Linked DNA regions of Homo sapiens: region 2 is linked to region 1. The links are chromatin loops, found by intact Hi-C in ENCODE. Cell type or tissue: mammary epithelial cell. All regions are shown on one strand. Each heading gives the region's core, and the rest is flanking DNA. Links, peaks and the distances in the headings are about the cores only. Region 1 holds the start of LOC105369788 (a long non-coding RNA gene). Region 2 overlaps LRIG3-DT (LRIG3 divergent transcript).

The links. A loop is a pair of places that touch in the nucleus more often than their neighbours do. Peaks named below come from ENCODE experiments on the same cell type or tissue, not always from the same donor. Only the 100,000 strongest peaks of a DNase experiment are listed, where the experiment ranks them.
Region 2: it touches region 1 in a loop (2.5-fold over the local background); 3 of 110 quality-filtered maps call a loop at or near these places.

What each region holds. Positions count from the first base shown.
Region 1 is chr12:58,440,863-58,446,250 of GRCh38, forward strand. LOC105369788 (a long non-coding RNA gene) reads left to right here and starts at 3,695. Exons shown (of 4, transcript XR_945006.2): 1 at 3,695-3,767. In mammary epithelial cell, for the core only: a CTCF peak has its summit at 2,895 (motif pointing left); no DNase peak of the experiment used is centred there.
Region 2 is chr12:59,085,141-59,090,528 of GRCh38, forward strand. The region is part of intron 3 of LRIG3-DT (LRIG3 divergent transcript); the gene reads left to right. Among named protein-coding and RNA genes, the nearest start is that of LRIG3-DT, 170 kb to the left of the region's middle. In mammary epithelial cell, for the core only: a CTCF peak has its summit at 2,142 (motif pointing left); no DNase peak of the experiment used is centred there; H3K27ac peaks cover 126 bases.

The sequences.
Region 1 (5,388 bases), core at 269-5,268:
CTAACTAAAGGATTGATCGAGACATTAATGTTCTTCTTGTTAGCTTGGTTTGAAAACAAAGTAAGTTAAGAAAATAGTAATCAGAAGTTTTCTTTTAAGTCTGGAGCTAATGAACAGTGGATAGAGTTGACGATTTGGGGAGATTTATTTAATAGAAACTATATTCAGGGTGACCATATGTTGTGGAGTATTCAAGATAGTCCCACTTCACACCTGTTGTCCCAACATGATTTACAGCAGCTCCCTTTCTCTCTCAAAATTGTTCACTAGCTATAGTGGATCCTAAAAGTACCCTTTCTCCCCAGGATGAAATCAGTCTAGCAAATGTGTCTTCCACTCTCCAATTTCAGTATCTGCATCATTCATTCATTCACAGATATTTCTGAAAATTACAATACCGGATATTTTTCTCATCACTGAAATTATTTTTTTTTTAAATTATATCCCTTAAGGGGCTCATAAGGATCAGTGCAAGATGGACATAAATTGTTTTTCTTAATTCAATGCAATGTGCATTAATGAGAACGCACCATGTGTTTTAAGCACTGACTAGTTGTCAAGGGGATGGAGGAGTAAGCAAGAGAAAGTCTATACCTTTAAGGAGTCATTTTGGTTGATCTGCTTATCTCCATCTATTAATCTGATGATAAAAGTCTCCAATGGCTTCCCATTTCACTTGGAATAATCTGAGCTCCTTATTATGACCTCGAAAGCCAGATCTGGCCCCTGCCTACCCTGTGATCTTATTTCACACTACTTTTTTGGTTCACTAAGCTCCAGGCATACAGGCCTTCTTTCTGTTTCTGGGCTTGTGCCTGCCTCAGGGCCTTTGCACTTACCATTTCCTTTATACACAAACCTCTTCCCCCAGGGTGTCCTGTGGCTGTCTTCTTCTCTTCATTTGTGTCTAGGCTTAAAAGTGACTGCTTCTGGGACACTTTCCCAATCACATTATCCAAATTCGCCTTTCCTCTCTCTGTCTTGTTTTACTTGGGTTTATTTTCTTAGCTGTTATCAACCTCTAAAAGTAATAATTAAGTATGGGTTGCTTTTTTGGGCTATCTTCTCATGATGAAATGTAAGCAGACTCTTGCCTATCTTGGTCACCCCAACATCTCTGTATCTTGAGCAGCGGCTAGCACACAGTAGGTGATTAATATTTTTGAATAAATGATAAGTAAACTTTGTGACTGATTTATAGATTTACATTTATTTCTCACAATTTAATATGTATTCTTGAAAGCCTTTTCTTAGCCTTTTACCTTTCTCCTTTCGTATGATTCTTTTTACACTTTGAGTCCTTGAGTCTGTTATTGTCACTCCAATCTCTTGACAAAGGAGTTATCTTACATATCCTGCACCAATACGCTAATGTTGACTGTTGAAAATCACACAGGTACAGAATGAATCTGGTTGTTGTCTTCTGTGCCTCTCTCTCTAATAAACCCAAACTCGAGGATATTTTCAGTTATTTCTCTTGCCTCCTTTCATATCAAGGGTAACTCATACCAGTCCATTTCAGTCTGGAGGGGCCACTGAGAAATCTTTGGTTTGAGCCTGGTAGATTAAAAGATGGCATTATTAGTCAGTCCACTGTAGAAAGAAGATGAAATTTGAGTATTTATTTCTGTAATGGTGATGGTTTATCTGTTCCTTTTGGAAGTAGGCCTGTTGACACAGGTGAGACATGCCTTGTTTGTCCTCAGTTCAAAGTAAATTGGTCAATGAGGGGATCAAGTTTGCCACATTGGCTGCATTATCATCATATTCCAACTAAGGACAAGGGCCAGCCAGGATAACTTATTTGAAGTGTACGTAGGCTTTGTTATACCTCTACAGGGAATAACCTTAAATTTCCTATAAAATAAAAAATTCAGCTCCTCAATGAAATGATGTGGCTCTAACTAGGGATAAAAAGAGGTGCAACTATTCAAATGTGATAACAAACACAGGTGATGACGTGAATGCTAGTGATTTGCTTTTGATAATCCTGTGAGGCAGGCAATGTGGGATGAAGCCATTTCTGAGATGAGTTTAAAGAGTGAAGGCCATAGGGCTAGAAAAAGGCAAAGCAAGAGCTTGTCCCAGATCTTTTGAGGGCAGTCCTTTATAATTTCTATGACATTATACTCTCTCCCTCTTTCACACCTTATAATATATTTAACTTACGTATATCATTTTATTTTTAGTTACTTTTTTTTCTTGAATGGGACCAATGCAGCAATTTTTACTTTGTGTCTCATTTTATTCCTAACTTACACAGAATCTACTGGCAGCCAATCACATTTAAAATAAATACAAGGAGTGCCAGTTGCATCTTCAAAGTAGCAGATACCAACATGGAATGAAATATGCAAGAGATTTTATTGAGTGAAACACCTGTGAAGAATAAGAACTGGAAGGAGGAGGAGTAGGTAGAGAGCAGGAGTGGACAGGTCTGAAAGAAGTGAAAGGAGAGATGGAGGGAAAGACTGAGTAGGAAGAGCCTCAGATCATGCACAGTTCTGAGAAATGTTCTGCCAGGTCAAGGGGTAGTCCCTGAGCTCTTTCAAGCTAGGGTTGGCAAACTATTTGGCCCATGGGACAAATCTGGCCTGCTACCTGATTTTGTAATTAAAGTTTTATTGAGATGCAGTCATATCTATTCATATACATATTGCCTATGACTGATTTCATGCTTAACTGGCAGAGTTAAAGTGTTGCAACAGAGAACATGTGGATGGAAAAATATAAATATTAATTATCTGGATCTTTATAGAAAAGTTTCCACCCTTTGCTTTAGAGTAATCTCATGTTAGACAGAAATGGCCCACTGTAGTACCCCCAGCATATTCAGTTATGGGCTGAGAATAGCCCTAGGAGAATGTGGTTATGGGGCAAATGATGCCTCCTGGTGGACTGAAAAATGTGGCAGTTGGAGCCTCTTAATAAGCTATGTTCCTCACAGCAGGTTCTCCTAAAGGGAGATTTGAGTGAGACACACAGATAGTGTGTGGCTCTTTATTGAAAAAGTTTGCTAACCCTGCTCTAGATAGGAGTTAGTATTTATTCCACAAGGGACATGGTCATTTGTTATAAGTGAGCAAATTAATTGTCTGTTTTATAAAGCAATTTCCTATAATACTGCCTAGCAAGAATTATTTTCCTCGGACTCGACTTTGTCAGTTCTGCCTTAGATAAAGGTATGTTGTTGAGGGAGGCACAGGGTGGTGCTGGAAAGAACACTGAATGGCTGGAAGACCTGGGACCTTGTCCAGTACAGGCTGCTAAATATCTCCGTGGTCGCCATGTGTTACATCACCTCTCTGGACTTCAAGAGCCCTGTTTGTCAAACACGGGGTTTAGACTAGAGGACTGTTAATTCCTTTTAACCGCAACAAGAGTATCATACAGGACAGTACTAATCAACGGGTGGGCCTGAGCCAGCAGCTGGGGATTTGGTGGACTAAGTAGGAGAAAAATGACCCAGCGTAGATCAGAGATCTTCTCTAGCTGGTGTGCAAAAAACTGCGACAAGGAGAGACTTGTTCCAGTAACCCAAACTGTTCCCTTTTAATTACAGCATAAACATGAGTCTATTTATGTGGATGTTCAATGATACAATGACATGGCCTATCAAGTGGAAGCAACCAATAAAGCAGACAATGATGGTGCAGGCCAAGGAGCCTGTATGGTGCTCACAGGAGGGCCATTGTGCTGGGACATATAGAAGCAGCTTTTCTTCCTGCTTACAAGATCTACTCTGTCTTGTTGGAGGGGAAAATGAGGTGAACATTAGCTTATTACCTCTGTGTGTTATGTGTGTGTGTGTGTGTGTGTGTGTGTGTGTGTGTGTTTGTGTGTGTCTGTGTGGGTGAGTGGGAAGGGAGGAGTTAAACACCTAGACAGCTCCGGAAACATCCCTGTCTCTATGAAACCTGGACACTGAAGGTTTTATATGTGAGTAACATAGATTTTGTTTGTTTGAACTTCTAGTATAGCTCTGCGGTAACAAGATTAGTGTCAAAATCCTAGATATCCCCAGGAGGGAGGGGAAGGGTTCCTGGGAAAGGACAAGAGTCCTTCCAGTAATATTCCATGTACTTGCTGAACCTAGAAAACAAAACTACAGGATGCATATTTATGTAAGAATTTCAGATAAATAAAGAATAATTTTTTTAGTATAAGTATGTCCCATGCAATATTTGTGTTTTATTTGGTAACCCTATTGAATGAGAGCAATTTCCTCAAAAAGTTAATGAATAGAGTAGATTTTGGTGGAACATAAGAGTTACAAGAATCAGTGGACTCTAGAACAGGGGCACCAGGTCATTAAAATAATTGTTTTTAATTTTTGTGGTTATTGTATGGTCCTTTAAATACCTGTCTTTGCCATATTTTTCATCTTCCAGCAGCCAAATAGGGGATATATATTTTTTAAAAGTAAGAAATAAAGCTTTAACCTTACCCTTAGAATTATCAGTGTTTGTTTGCAGAACCTGCTAGAACTTTGAGTTTAGCTGTAATTACAGAACTGACCCAGACCATATCAGACATTGAGATAATTGAGTTTTTCAAGTCATAGTGAGAGGGAGATGGAAAGCTATATTGTGGCTGAGCTAAGAATCTATTCTATCATTTTATGGGGAAATAAGCTATGCTGGAAATATAAACACCTATTTTTGGACATTTTCTCAATCCTATTGAACTCACAAAATGTGAAACTTTTTAGTTGGTTCAAAGCAATGATGAAGAATTTTATCCCTAGACTGTCCTTTAGATAGCAAATAGACATAGAAAATATTGTCACTTAGAGGAGTTTGGGGTACTAGAATGTTCTTCTCTACTGTTAAAGAAGACCACTGTGAAAAAATTTTCAAAAAAACTTTCCCTCATGAGCAGTTTATAAACTTTCTTTTCCAACAGCTTTTTCTTTTATTGTTCATTGGAAGTGTGCTTATGCCAGCATAATTTTGACAAGTCTCAAAGTATTTGCTGCTATAATTGTAGAAGTCTTCCTTTAATAAAATGAAATTTGATTTTTATTTACCTGAAGTAGTAGAGAGTTGCTAGACTTAAAAAAAATCATTGTAAACACATTATCAAAAATAGACCAGTTTAACTGAATTTCATCACTTAATTTGCACAGATATTAACTAGGAAGTTAGTCTTCACAAGGTTAGAAGCTGCCAGCAGAGTTCCCAAACACTATGATATCTTTTGAGTCATTTAGCTCTTTTCCCTCATACTGTTTCTCCTTTTTATGCAATAATTCTTTTTTCAAGGCACACTTTTCATTTTCTAATTCCTCATCCCTTTATTGGCATGCCATTAAACTCATAATTGATCCATATTTTTCTTAACATGGGGAAATGTAATTTCTCATTTCTCATCATATGTTCCTTAAAA
Region 2 (5,388 bases), core at 153-5,152, 640 kb after region 1:
GGGCAAGCATATGAACAAGGACATTCCCTGGCCTCCGCATCCTCGCGGCCATCTTCGGCCTCTCCACCCTCCTTGCTACATTCCTGGAGGACAGTCGAAAGATTGATTGGATGATTTTTTGGCAGCTATTTGCAGAGCCTGCAGCCACAGCTTGGTTTAATTAGGGAATCAGAGCGTTTCTTTTATGTAGGTCACATTAGGTTTTGATTCCAGATCTCATACAGCTAGAACCTTTCTAAAAAGTCAGAAATACATGTACAACTGGCAGGCTTTTCTTTCTCTCTCTCTCTTTTTTTTTTTTTTTTTAGAAAAAAAGGTTTTTAAAATAGTTCTCATCTGGGTCATGTATGCTAGTGTAGCCGTTTTCTGTGTCCTTTTGTCTAATTATCAGAATAAGAGTGATATTCTACTTTTCTTCCATGAAGCTCCTGTTGTCTGATGTACATATGCTGAACACATATTATAAAATTACTGGCAGGGATCTGGGGGTGGTGGGAGGGTTAATGGTTATTTGTTTGCTTCTTTGTGCTTTTGCACCCGAAAGGTTTAATGGGTTCCCTTTCTATGGAATCTAATCCTGAAGAATCCAGGGAGAATGTAAAAACAATTATCCAGTTAATCTTTGTGCTGTAGTTAGGAATAAATACAAGGCAGTAAGAGAGATAGGAGACTGGGCATTGTAATGACACTGCAGGAACTGAAACCCAAAATTAAATATTCTCGGATTATAGGCAGCCCTTAGGAAACCTTGTCTAAAGAGTTTATGATGCACAAAGAATACTTCTTGGTAGGTAGCCAAGTAAGAGCCGCTAATGATTATGGACGTCTGAATGATGAACATGGATTCTAGTATTGCCTTAGAAAAAAAACCTAAGCTAATACTATTTGCCTTTCAGAAATTTGTTACAATTAGGACATGATTCTGATTTAAATTGTGCTTCAGGTACCATGTTATATGTATACTTCTGCTTATAGGAAATTTGAAATTTTAGCAGTCAAATAAAACATAAATGCTAAACATTTAAACATTAAAGAGCAAGACAGCCACCTTCACCACTTCCAAAAAATATATTTGCAGAGTATTTGCTGATATAGGCAATGCGTACTTAACTGACTAATGTGATTTTGTGTAGTCTACCACCCAGAGATGATTAATTAGGCTACTCAGTGAGGGTCATGCAAACAAGTTTTAACGTTACAGGCTCTCAGGAGTGTGAAGCAGTGTCCTGTTTACATTTCCTGGATGGTTAAATGAAGAGCGGTGTGAAACACTGAAATGAAATACGATGAAACATTTCAAGTTGTGTACCTCTCAAAATGTTAAGAGGGGCTATTATCCCTCAAAGCCTGCAGATTCAATCAATTTCAAATTGTTAAAAGCAGCTGGAAGGAGACGTCTGTCAATGGAGGAGGTGTCTTGTCTGTTGGAGAGACTCACAGACTCTTGGTCTCATTATTTTCAGAACGAAAAGGGAACCACAGCTGTCTGTTCTGATACATCTGATTAAACTGCTACACCAAGGGTCAGAAAGAGATGGAGGAACTCTAAGTTGAGCTTTGGAAGCAATAGTTTCAGGGCATCTATTGACTTTCCAAACTTCTTATTGGGCGGGAAGTATCACAATAATAGGACTTGCCATCAGACATCTGGCATGATCATTGTTGGAACCACATCATTGAAACTGCCTGTCTAAGGATATTTTACTCTTGTTCTCCTCTCTTGCAACTCTCACCCCAATGAATAATATCCAAGAAGAATAAAATGAATTCATTATGGTTTCAAATTGCCCAAGGCAGAAATGTTGCCTTTACATTTCAGAAGAGGAGATAGCACTGGTACCAAATGTATAGAAAGGGTGGAGTTTATCTATTACCAAATCAAATTTAAGTTGCCAAAGGTCTCTTGCCTATCATCTTACTTTTTTTTAGAAAAGTGTCTTAACTATAGCTCTTGTGTCTCTCTGCTGTCACTCAATTCATTCTGTAGAATATAGAGTTCCATATTTTTATTATGATTGGAGTTAAACCACAGACCCTCACAAATTTGTAGTTGGTGGTAGTTCAGTACACCTAAATTAAAAAAATAAAAATAAAAAAATCCACAGTGTATTTTATAGAGCTGCAATGCCCCCTTCTGTCTGCAGTGCCTGGGGTGGAAAAACTCACTTGGGTTTATGAGTTGATTGTGGCAAGTGAAAACAATGTTTATACTTTTCTTATAATGGTTCAACTACACACATGAGAGGGCTGTAAACCAGCAGTGACAGTGATCATTCAAATTCTATCCCTTCTATTCCATTTCCTCATTTGGCCTCCTATAATCTATAGGAAATTAATATAACACTGATGATTGCTGCCATTGGCCAGAAAACCCAATTATCTGTGTGGCTGTGAAGGTGGATTAGTAATGTCCTTTTTACTGTGATATGTAGGTAACCTAAGATGTACATTTAAAGAGCAACAAGTGTGTTTCAGCCACTAGAATCTTGATGGGAATGATTAGTTAGACTTACATGTCTATTTGTCTATCTGCATAAACTTCATTGATTCCCTATAAGACCATGCTATAATTTATAAAACATGTACAGTACAGATTATGTCTTAACTCCTAATAACTTCTCAAAAAGGAATTGATGATACCCTTAGCCAGAACTAATCAGAGAAAAAAATATCTTTGATTTGGTCTGCACTCTCTTTTTTCACCATCGGTTTGGCATGTTTTACTCTGCTTCTCTTACACCCCTTATCAATTATGCCCCACGTGGTTGGCATGCAGTAGTTGTTTCCCTGGGCAAGGCTTTTAATAAATATTACAGAAGATTCTCTGGACTTCTCACTGCATTTGTTCAAAGTCAGATTTTCCATGGAGTCTTCATCAACCATATTTTCAAAGAAGGTTTACGTGTTTCTAATATATTCTGAAAACTAGCTCAAGTTCTTATTGCACAAATGGAGTATGAAAAATCATCTCTTAAGTGTTGCAGGTGTGTGTGTATGTGTGTGTGTGTTTGTGTTGTAAGTGGTATGTCTGTGTGTGAATGGGAATTGAATTTGAATGATGGAGACAGTACAACTGCTGGCTTTGCGTTAGGAGAGGAGAAGCATAATCTAAAATAGTTCTTTCCCATTACATACAAATAATGAATCCTGAGGCTTTCTATGTACCAATATTAATTTCTTGAATTTCAGATTTCTGTGCGCCCTAATTGTGTTGATGACAATAATTATTAGATTGAACCACTTTTGACGTACAAAATGAACTAAAAGATTCATTTATACATTCTTTTAAAATGCAGTTAGGTTTAGAGTCTCCACATTATAGCTTTGGATTAGAGAAAAAACACCTTAAATAAGATGCTTCTTTGGGCACAAAAACACGTGCTGTGTGTGGAGGTCAGAGCATGGGAGATTAGGCATGCTTCAAAGATTTTTTATCACACATTTTTGGGGCCTTCATAGTATTAAATATTAATGAATCTTAGTGTGTGTTAGAAGGTAGTAGAGAATCAAATTGAAAAGACTGTGAATAGAAAGAGATGATCTATTGATACCGTTTTTTCTTTAGTATCCCTCTTTATTTGATAATCCCTGAATTGATTATAACTCAGACATGAAGCAGTAAATTCTCTCCTTTGGGCCACTCTATATCCACAAAAAGCATTTGTTGAGTAAGGCCTTGTGAGGAGGTCTTGAAAACCTTGTGTTCTGATCCCAATGATGAGTCAGCGCTATCTCCAGCTGGCTATGGGAACGTTGGAAAAGGCACTAATTCCTGTCAAATTTTCCCTCTGGGTCTTCCAACTAGTACTCAATCACAAACAATGACCTATTTTTCTTTAGCGTCTGGTGGTAGAATTCTTTAAGATTCCTTCATAAATGAATCTTAGCCCAGAAAGTTAGGACTTTTCATGACTTACGATGAAGCTCAATGTGAAGTTGAAATTGTAAGTGCAAGTGAGAGAGCATGATAAATATTTAACACCTATCTGACTCCAGGAGAATGCTGTTTTTAGAAGAAAGAAACCTTTTGCTTGCTCCATTTTTATAGTGTTCTTAATGGCAAAAGTTAAACAAGTCCAGTTTCCCATACTGGATCTACTATTTGAGGGTAGTTCCCCGGCAATCAAATTTAAAATACTTTAGGTGCAAAGGAGCGAAGTGAGAAAAGCAACACTTTGAAATAAATAGAGTGTACCAGTGAATATACTGGCTGTCTATTCAAAGGTCTTACTCACTAGTGACCCAATAGGAAAGTTCTGCACAAAGTAAGGGATAAAAAAGCTAAAGAGGAAAAACAATTAGGAAAGAAACAGTTCAAACACAAATTATGCCATTTATCCTCAGCATCAAAATAAGCTGTTTCTATAGGGGAAACAATGCAAAACAAAACAAAAATCAAACAAATTACTTGCTTTTAAGATGCTTGTCATTCTTTAAAATATATTTTAATTTCTAATTAATTGTTTTTCTAAAAAACTGCGTAGGCTTAAGATATCATCCCCTCTTGCTAGACCTTTTACATTTTAATTTTTGAAATATAAAAACCTATAAATATAGTATATGCAAAAAGGATCAAATTTATGTTTCACAGCAATTACTGGGTGCTAGACAGTATGTCAAGGGCTTTCCAAATGTTTACATATTCAATACTCACTGCTCTCCCAGGAGGTAGGTACTACTATTGTATTAGAGATGAGACACTGAATGGCAAAGAGGAGGACCTTGGATTTGAACATGTGTGTCTAGTGGCAGAACGCAATGGTCTAACTCGTAGGCTTTGCTGCCCTAGAAATCATTTGGTAATAGGATGCATATGACTCAAATACAGTGGCTATTTCTAACTCTTATAAGGTCACCTTTGGGAGCACTAAAAAGAAAACATCTCAGATCATTATTTGTTCTGAAATTCTTTACTGAACAAACCAATAACTTCCAGTTGCTGTATTATGGATTCATTCATTCATTCAGTCAGCAATACTTGTTAAATATCCACTTTTTCCTTTCTTGAGTCTACGTTTTTCCCCCAGTCTTGGTGAAAAAGATCCGGAACTTTAGTGATTATAATCATTATAAAAACCTCATCATAACCATAATAAACTCAGGATGCCCACCTCTTAGGGCAACTCACAGAGGTGGAGCATAACTCCTGACTCCTTAATCTGGGCTGTGCATAGTGCATTTCTTCCAAAGACTGCAGTATGGAAAGAGGGGAAAATAGTAACTTCATAGTGCATAAACCCGACACCTCAGCCAGGTGATCAAGGTTAACATCAACAGTGACAAGTCATCTTGACAGTATTTGCCCTTGAGATGTTGTGATGAAAATGGTACTTTACTTGTGCAGTCTTCCTCTGCAAAACACATCGCCCTAGTCTAATCATGAGAAAA